Regions from separate parts of the Homo sapiens genome. Here region 2 is linked to region 1. A link is a contact called in ENCODE Hi-C or POLR2A ChIA-PET data. All regions are on one chromosome and are shown on one strand. Each heading gives the region's core, a stretch centred on a gene start or an enhancer-like site at or near the end of the contact. The rest is flanking DNA. Distances are from core to core; before and after follow the strand shown. Region 1 holds the start of PLEKHM1 (pleckstrin homology and RUN domain containing M1). Region 2 has its middle 34 kb from the start of LINC02210.

The links. A loop is a pair of places that touch in the nucleus more often than their neighbours do. ChIA-PET counts read pairs that join two places held with the same protein, here RNA polymerase II (POLR2A). Pooled maps may share reads with other maps.
Region 2: a loop to region 1 is called in a map with no recorded cell type, with 8 times the contacts of the local background. The contact joins the enhancer-like site here to the promoter of PLEKHM1 in region 1. A Hi-C loop is called at or near these places in 1 of 168 maps with a recorded cell type or tissue (CD4-positive, alpha-beta T cell), 2 of 37 single-sample maps with no recorded cell type and 14 of 50 pooled maps. POLR2A ChIA-PET finds 5 or more read pairs at or near these places in 1 of 52 experiments (MCF 10A).

The regions. Positions count from the first base shown.
Region 1 is chr17:45,488,859-45,493,356 of GRCh38, forward strand. It overlaps PLEKHM1 (pleckstrin homology and RUN domain containing M1), which reads right to left and starts at 1,863. Exons shown (of 12, transcript NM_014798.3): 1 at 1,794-1,863. LOC105369225 (a long non-coding RNA gene) reads left to right here and starts at 2,014. Exons shown (of 5, transcript XR_002958152.2): 1 at 2,014-4,498.
Region 2 is chr17:45,583,820-45,588,317 of GRCh38, forward strand. It overlaps the pseudogene DND1P1. Among named protein-coding and RNA genes, the nearest start is that of LINC02210, 34 kb to the right of the region's middle. RefSeq lists an enhancer at 532-1,476. Within about 2 kb of position 1,357, at least 39 of the 41 ENCODE cell types and tissues checked have a DNase peak (open chromatin) inside an H3K27ac peak, as active enhancers do; they include CD4-positive, alpha-beta T cell, where a contact is called at or near this core.

The DNA of each region.
Region 1 (4,498 bases), core at 613-3,112:
AACCTGGGAGGCAGAGGTTGCGGTGAGCCGAGATCATGCCACTGCACTCCAGGCTGGGGAACAAGAGTAAACTCCGTCGAAAAAAAGAAAGAAAGAAAGAAAAAAGCTGCAATCAAATGGCCCACCCATCTGATGCCGGGTCCTCAGGATTCAGAGAAAATGTGTACCAAAAAGCCCCCAGGAAACTATAAATGCTGAGCATGGGACTTGGGTGCCTCTGGAATGTCCTTCTGCCTCAGCTACTCTGAGATAACATGGTTCCCTGTGTTCATGGAACCCAGATGGCCAAAAGTCAATGATCCAGCACTTAAAAGAAAAGAAAGCGATTCAAGAGCCTCTGTACCCACCTAGGCCTCAGCCTCCCCAGGACCTACTCACCTATACTCTTCACAACAGGTAACGTTGCCTCTGGCACCCATCATATCCCCTGAATTCAGCATCAGGACTGATCTGCCATCAGCTCTGGCAGGGAGAGGCCCTTACAAGTGCCAAGAAAAGGAACACGAACAATATTCTGTGACCACAGCCAACACCACACAGAACTTCCCAGAAGCTCTCCAGGGCGAGAACACCAACCAGAAGGAAGTGACAGCTTCCATCATTCTGTGCTAAGTGAGCTGAGTGAGTGGCCGTCTCTCACCTTCCAGATATTTGAATGATACCTACCATTCCAGCAGCCAGCACAAGTCATTTAATATGAATGCCAAAAACACAATCCCTGAGGACAGGTGCAGGAGACCAGATGCCAGGAAAAACCCCGGCCCCACCCAAGAGTTGGGGAGAGCCCACTGCTCCTCCACCCTTATTTACCACCTGAGCCCCTGCACCCGCCAATCATGCTGCTCAGTCTGTAACTGCGGGTCTGAGTGAGCACCTACATTTGGCTGTTGAGGGGCAGCTGGTGGAGTTGGCAGGCGACTCTGCACTAAGTTCTCAGGTTGAATGGGAGTTGGGTCGAGGGAAGCAATGGACGCAGAGTTGGGGTGAAGAGTTGCGGTGGGTCAGCGGGGGTGAAAGGACATGGAGATGTCATTTTTAACAAGATTGGGTGAGGGTGGTAGGAAAGGAGGCAGCAAGAGTTCGGGACAGTTTGGCAAAGACTTAGGGATGGGCTGTCCTCAGTACGGCAGGAGACGCAAAGGAAGGTATACAGTGGCTAGGAGACTAAGGACGAGAAGACACAGTTAAGACTTGGAATAAGGCTGAGATCGGAGTTATCCAGAAGAAAGCGGTGAGCTCAACAGGGCACCTACTTTGGGGGTGGGTCTTAGATGAGAGGGCGGAGGTAGAATGTTTGGGATGAGCAGATCTTGGGGAGCTAGACGGGGGATGGGGGTGACTGGGATAAGAAAGCTGAGCCAGAAAAGGGGAAACCTGAATGGTGGGTCTCGGGGAGGTAAGCGCGGAGCATCGGGATTACCAGAGGGGTGGGGAGAGAGGATGAGGTGTGTCAGGGCGGGGCGAAGGGACGTGGCCGAGATCGGTGTTGGAACTGGGGTAAAGTGGGGTCACGAGTGAAGCTGCATTTAAGCAAGACCGCTGGTGAGGGGATGCGGGCGCGGGCTGGGGGCTGGACAGACGGAGGGGACGGGGCCACAGCGGCGGTGCAGGGGGAAGGCTGGGTCGGAGAGGAGCGGGCGCGGGCTGGACAGGGCTGAGGGCCCTGAAGCCGGGCAGTCTCAGGGTAACCAGGGGCTGGGAATCGCGGAGGGAGCGGGAGGCCCACCGCCCGTTCGCGCCTCGGCCCTCCCACCACTCCGCCGCCCTCCTCGCATCTTGACCCCCTAACTCACCAAGCGGAGCGAGGAGCGAGGCGAGGGGCGCTCCCGGCCGCGGCAGCCCCTCAGCCTCCGAGCCGACGATGCGGTCTCTCGGCCACTGACAACAGGAAGCGGCGCCCCGGCCCCTGACGCCATCACGTTGGCTCGGCGCTCCGGCCCTGCCCCGGCCCGCGGTGCCAATCGCGCAGCCCGAAGGAGCCTTGGGGCGGGGCCAGCTGCTCCCGGAAGTCCCTGGGAGCTGAGCCCCGGGGCAGATGCGAGGTCTGGGAGGCTGGGGAACTGGGGGCGCCTGCAGGGCGCAGAGAGGCGAAGGCACCGGTGTCAGGGAGAACGCATCCGTTACCGCCCGCCTCCCGCAGGTCTGCGTCAAACTAGATCCTGGCTTCTGGGTTCCTGACCTCGTTTGGCCTCAGAACCATCTGTGCAACATTGGGGCTGTCACTTCGCCTCCCTCAGCTGAAGAGTTCCCACTTGTGAGTGGGACTAATAACGCCTGCCCTATCTTTGCCTCTCCGAGGGCAGCAGTGCAGCCCGTGGGGCGGAGCCCGGGCCCAAATTGGAGCCTCCGCCTTGCGCTTTCAGGATAAACATAGCTGTTTTGACCACACTTTATCCCAAGGGAACGCCTTGAGGTCCCCTTGGGCACTCTCCCGTGTGTAACTCGCCCATTAGCACCGCCTGGCTTGAAGCTTAGGGGTCTGGTTATTCTCTTCTAGCCCGTGTAGAGGATTTCTTTCTTCCTTTCTGCTTTTTTTTTGAGACAGGGTCTCACTCTGTCGCCCAGACTGGAGTGCTGTGGCACGATCACGGCTCACCACAGCTTTGACCTCACGGACTAAGTGGTTCTCCCACCTCAGCCTCCAAGCAGCTGGGACTACAGGCGTGCACCACCACGCCCAGCTAATTTTTTCTTTTTTCTTTTTTTTTTTTTTTTTGCGACGGAGTCTGGCTCTGTCGCCCAGGCTGGAGTGCAATGGCGCGATCTCGGCTCACTGCAAGCTCCGCCTCCTGGATTGACGCCATTCTCCTGCCTCAGCCTCCCGAGTAGCTGGGACTACAGGAGCCCGCCACCACGCCCGGCTAATTTTTTTATGTTTTTAGTAGAGATGGGGTTTCACCGTGTTAGCCAGGATGGTCTCGATCTCCTGACCTGGTGATCCACCCGCCTCGGCCTCCCAAAGTGCTGGGATCACAGGCGTGAGCCACCGCGCCCGGCCAATCTTTTCATTTTTAAAAAAATTTGTTTATTTTGTAGAGACAGGGGTCTCACTGTGTTACCTAACCTGGTCTCCAACTCCTGGCCTCAGGCGATCCTCCTGACTCGGCCTCCCAAAGTGCTGGGATTACAGGCATGAACCACCACACCTGGCCTGTATATCTTCTTTCTAACGCAAAAGTGACATTTCTCTTTCAGATGAACTCGGAACAAAATGTCATAAGTGGTGGCCACAGGTAGTGAAGAGCAGGGCAGGGAGTGTTGGCAGGGACCCATGCTCTGGACACTTTATACTTGCAGGCTTTGGTCAATTGGGAGCCTAGGGCCTGAGTGTGGATGAGGAGAGGTACTGCTACATGCCAGTCCTAAGTGGGCACAGGGGTTGGCTGGGGAACGGGCCAGTTCTTGGAAGCAAGCTTCACTGCCCTCGGCCTGGGCGTCCTGTGCTCTTTTGGCTTCTCTGGGTAGGAAGGTGTCCCTCTTATCTCTGCAAAGTTCAGAGTCCCACTGTCTGCTTTCAAGTATAAAACCAGCACTTGGGGGTATGACCCTGGACTGTATGAGGGCCGCCCTTTCAGTAATTCTCTCTCCAGGAGTGAGAACCTCCCCTTCTCAATTTTAGACTAGATGGGTCTGAGTGTGTTTACTGCAGTTAATGGTTGAGCAGGAAGATTAGAAATAAGGACATAGAGACAAACTATTCTCTCGGTGTTAAACTCATTTTAAACAAAGTGGAAAGTAAGGGATTTAGTAGGGAAATCCTTTCACCTTGGCAAAACGATAGTATACAACTGGCACAGCATAATCCTTGGTGGCTTGGCACAAGCATTCCCTGTCCCCCATCAAGCACATAATGTCCCTCAGTAATTCCACTGCATTTTTGTGCAGCGGCTGTGTGCTGGAGCTGTGGGGAACCCCTCGGTAATCTCTTGTCTGCTTTTTAGGAGCCCCTATCTCCTGGTCTTCTCTTACTTCCCAAGCTACCCTGCTTCTTTGAAAAGTCTTCAGGCTTGCCTACCTCTTCTCAGCTTGCTCTGCATGCCTTGGGGAAGCTGCATAAAGCATGGATCATGAAGGAGGGGGCGCAGAGGAGAGGGAAATGCATGTTTGCACAAATGGACCCTGAGCCCACCAGGCAGGCTCCAGATGGGGGGGAAAAAAAAAAAAAAAACCCTTACATTATCACGTGACTTGCGCAAGAAAAAAGGTACCTGCAAAGGGCCAAGGGACCAGAGAGGAGAACTTGAGAGGTATTCTGGAGGAGGCGACTTTTGATATGAGCTTTCTAGGTGAGTAAAGGGTATTGCAGCTGAAGGGACTGGCTGGTAAGTGGCCAGCACATAGGAATACAGGCTGAGCTCAGGGAAGGGTGCACCCAGAGGTGGGGAGGAAGGTGGGAAGTGAAAAAGGAGGCTGGGCACGGTGGGTCATGCCTGTAATCCCAGCACTTTGGGTGGCCGAAGCTGGTGGATCACTTGAGGTCAGGAGTTCGAGACCTGCC
Region 2 (4,498 bases), core at 107-2,606, 94 kb after region 1:
CGCGTGTTCCTGCGGTCTTGTAAATTTTTGATTTAACCAAAACAATTTTGAATCAGATGAATTACCAAATTTCGTTGGGTCTTGTTTGGCTTTCTGCTTTGCTTTTTAATCAGCCATTTACCAGAAACTGTTGCACGGGCCCGTTAGCACTCGAAGAATAAAAACAAACACACAAGACCAGATAAGGTTCCCCTACTAACCCAAATGATCCGTTTCCTTAACATAATTTTAAAACCACAGCTAGGGGTGTGAAAACAGATTGTGGCACACAATCTGTCCAAATCCTTAATTCCCTTTTAAGGAACAGATATATAATAAAAATCCGAAAGGAACCACATTAGAAATGAAAAGAGGTTTGCAAAACAAGAGGCTTCTTTCATTCCAGAAAACTACCAAAACAAGGGGAAAAAATGAAAGCAATGGATATGTGTTTGCCCAAGTTTCAATCTTGCCCGGTGGAGACACTACACTGGTACAAATTCTGAGGAGGAAAAAGAGGAGGTTGGCGGGAGGCGGGAAGAGAGAGCGAGTGTGGCCCGCCAACTGCAACAATGCAATCTCCATTTTGAACAATGCGCCTCTTTCCTCCTATAAATCTGGTTTTTTGCCACTTGATGTGCCCTCGCATTTCCCCTCTGGGGGTCGGCGGGGTTGGGGGGAGATCGGAGCAGGATGCACAGCACACGAGTGAGCAAAGGGGGAGGGCAGAGAAGGTGGGGAAGGAGTCTGCAGCAACTGGGCTGAGTGGGTACCTGGAGTGCTGCTGTAGGTACTATGGCTCCTGACGCTGCTTTCCGTGCAGTAACTGGCGTCCTCCTACACCACTTTGTTGACAGCCCTCCAGACCGCAGCCGTCCGGGCCAGGTGGCTGCCCCCGCCTCCCCCCGGCCGGGGCGCTGGTGCTGGGGTGGGGCCGGCGGCGGCGGCTTTCTCCGGCTACTGCTGCCCATCCTGGGCGAGCTCAGGCGCGTCTTGGGCGCCACCTCAGCCTGGCGGCGACCCACCTGCCCGGGCTGCTACCGCGTTGCCGCGAGCGGAACCCCGGATGGGTCCGGACGTGGGCAGCGGCAGCGGCGGCGGGGCCGGGGCGCAGCGCTCCGCAGAGGGAGCCGCGGGCTGCTTGGTCGGCCTGCCCCGCCGGCCCCTCATGTTGGAGCCGAGGCGGAGGGAGAAGGGAAAGCGGCCGGGAAGGGGCGGGCGCAATGGGCGCAGTGGGGGCGGCTGGGGCCGGGTGGGGAGGCCAGAGGGGCAGGGCAGGAGGGGCCCGGCCTGCGGAAGCGGTTGGAGGGAGAAGGCTCAATCCGAATGGCTGGGGCCCCACTGCGGATCGCCTTCAGCCTCCATCTCGTTTCTTCCGTTAACGGAGCGCGGTCACGTGAGCTGAGCAGCCTACGAGCCTGGGACGGGGCGAGGTGGCGCAGCGGCTGCTTGGGGGAGCGCGGGAGCATTGAGTCGGGGGCAGAGAGCCTGGGGCGCCGGGGCTGGGCGCAGCGAGGCGCGGCTGGACTCCGGGCTTGGTGGCGCGGTTGAGAGAGACGCGCAGCTGGCGAAATGCCCCGCGTCTAAGGCCTTCGGAGACCATAGTCTCCGCGGACCCCTGGCTGGAGCCCAAAGCCGGTCGGACCTCCTCCCTGCGTCTCCCCTTCCGCGGCTCGGAGAGGAAGGCAGGAGAGCCCCCAAATATTCCCCTCCCGCCCTCTAGGGAAACTGAAGCTGAAAGAACCAGCGAAAGAAAAAAAAGTCTCGGAGTGGGGCGGCCCGAGCGACCTAAGGGACGGGGCAGTGGCAGCGACCGAGGGAAATTAGTCGGGGTGGGGGAACAGGGAGACAAGCCCCCAGAATTTAGGAAACTCCTAAATTCTACTAAAAATACAAAAATTACCTGGGCATGGTGGCGGGTGCCTGTAATCCCAGCTACTTGGGAGGCTGAGGCAGGAGAATCGCTTGAACCCGGGAGGCGGAGGTTGCGGTGAGCCAAGATCCTGCCATTGCACTCCAGCCTGGAGAACAAGAGTGAAACTACGTCTCAAAAAAAAAGAGAATAGAGAGCCATGCAGTCCACGCGGGATTGTGAGCTGTGGTGTGAGAGGGTGAAGCCAGAGAACAAGGCGGCGCTGGAGGCGTGGGTCAGGCAGACAGGCATCGCCTGGTGCAGGTGAACGGGCAGAGGAAGTATGGCGGGCCACCCCCAGGCTGGGTGGGCAGCCCGCCGCCGGCTGGGTCAGAGGTGTTCATCGGGCGGCTGCCTCAGGAAGTGTATGAGCACCAGCTATCCTGCTGTTCCAGCGCGTGGGCCGCCTCTACGAGTTCCGCCTGATGATGACCTTCAGCGGCCTGAACCGCGGCTTCGCATATGCCCGCTGCAGCTCGCGGCGCGGCGCGCAGGCCGCCATCGCCCGCTGCACAACCACCCGCTGCGGCCGTCCTGCCCGCTGCTTCTGTGCCGCAGCACCGGGAAGTGTGAGCTGAGCGTTGACTGCCTGCCGCCGAATCTGACCCGCACCGCGCTGCAGCCCGCGCTGCAGCCGCTGGGTCCCGGCCTGCAGGAGGCGCGGCTGCTGCCCAGCCCCGGACCGGCGCCCGGGCAGATCGCTCTGCTCAAATTCAGCTCGCACTGGACCGCTGCCATGGCCAAAAAGGCCCTGGAGGAAGGGCAGCCACACCTCTGTGGAGAGCAGGTGGCTGTGGAGTGGCTCAAGCCAGAACTGAAGCAGCGACTTCGCCAGCAGCTTGTGGGTCCCTCCTTGTGGTCCCCACAGCCAGACGGCAGCCAGTTGGCCTTGGCAAGGGACAAGTTAGGGTCCCAAGGGGCTCGGGCTACCCTGCAGTTGCTGTGCCAACGAATGAAGCTGGGCAGCTCTGTGTTCCTCACCAAGTGTTTGGGCATAGGACCTGCTGGCTGGCACCGCTTCTGGTACCAGGTGGTGATTCCTGGGCATCCGGTGCCCTTCAGCGGCCTCATCTGGGTTGTGCTGATCCTAGATGGCCGGGATGGGCATGAGGTGGCCAAGGATGCTGTGTCTGTACGGCTGCTGCAGGCACTCATTGAGTCTGGGGCCAACCTCCTGTGGTCTGCTGGGGCTGAGGCAGGTAGCATGGTTAAACAGTGACTCCATTCTCTCTCCACAGGCAGCCCGAATGGGCATGCACAGCCTGTGTCAGGCCCCAACCCAGCAGACCTGGGTGGCCACTATCTGACCCCCAAAGGTGGGGAGGGGCATGGGCCCAGGCCCATCAGCCTCCCTGCTGGGACAGGGACCTATGGCACCTGGGGGCAGCTTAGGTTTTGCTTAAGTTGTGGTGATGGGCCTTGCCCTCCCCCTCCCAGCCCAGGGTCCAACCTGACCCAGTTATCTTCCCTGGCCATTCCTTGTCCCACCCCCACCCGATCATACCTTCCCCCCTCTGCCACAGCTTAGCATGAATCTTCTTTATTGTCCTGATTTGTCCTGTTTGTTGGTTTTTATTTGTGGGGAAGGGCAGCTGAGCCAAAGGGGTCAGGAATTATGCCCTTTGCCTCCACCACATGGCATTCTGGTTTTGGTTTCTGTATAGTTTTGGGTCTTTCTATGCTGGTTGTATTTATATTAAACCCCTGGTTAGTAAAAAAAAAAAAAAAAAAAAAAAAAAGGCCGGGTGCGGTGGCTCACGCCTGTAATCCCAGCACTTTGGGAGGCTGAGGCGGGTGGATCACGAGGTCAGGAGATCGAGACCATCCTGGCTAACATGGTGAAACCCGGTCTCTACTAAAAATACAAAAAAAAAAAAAAAAATTAGCCAGGCATGGTGGCAAGCGCCTGTAGTCTCAGCTACTTGGGAGGCTGAGGCAGGAGAATGGTGTGAACCCAGGAGGCAGAGCTTGCAGTGAGCCAAGATTGCGCAACTGCACTCCAGCCTGGGTGACCGAGTGAGACTCTATCTCAAAAAAAAAAAAAAAAACAAGAATAATAGTCTCCAATCCCGTCCAGGTTGCTGCAAATGCCATTAATTCATTCCTTTTTATGACTGAGTAGTATTCCACTGTATATCTATACCACAGTTTCTTTAGCCACTCATTGATGGGCATTTGGGTTGGTTCCACATTTTTACAATTGTGAATAGTGCTACTATAAACATGTGTGTGCAAGAATCTTTTTCGGCCAGGAGCGGTGGCTCACTCCTGTAATCCCAGCACTTTGGGAGGCCAAGGTGGGTGGATCACAAGGTCAAGAGATCAAGACCATCCTGGCCAACATGGTGAAACCCCGTCTCTATTAAAAGTACAGAAATTAGCTGGGCATAGTGGCACACGCCTGTAATCCCAGCTACTTGGGAGGCTGAGGCAGGAGAATCACTTGAACCCGGGAGGCAGAGGTTGCAGTGAGCTGGGATCGTGCTGCTGCACTCCAGCCTGGCGACAGAGCGAGACTCCATCTCAAAAAAAAAAAAAAAGAATCTTTTTCATATAATGACTTAGAAAGACTGAACTCTTACCTGGGCTGTGTGTGTTCTCTCTCTT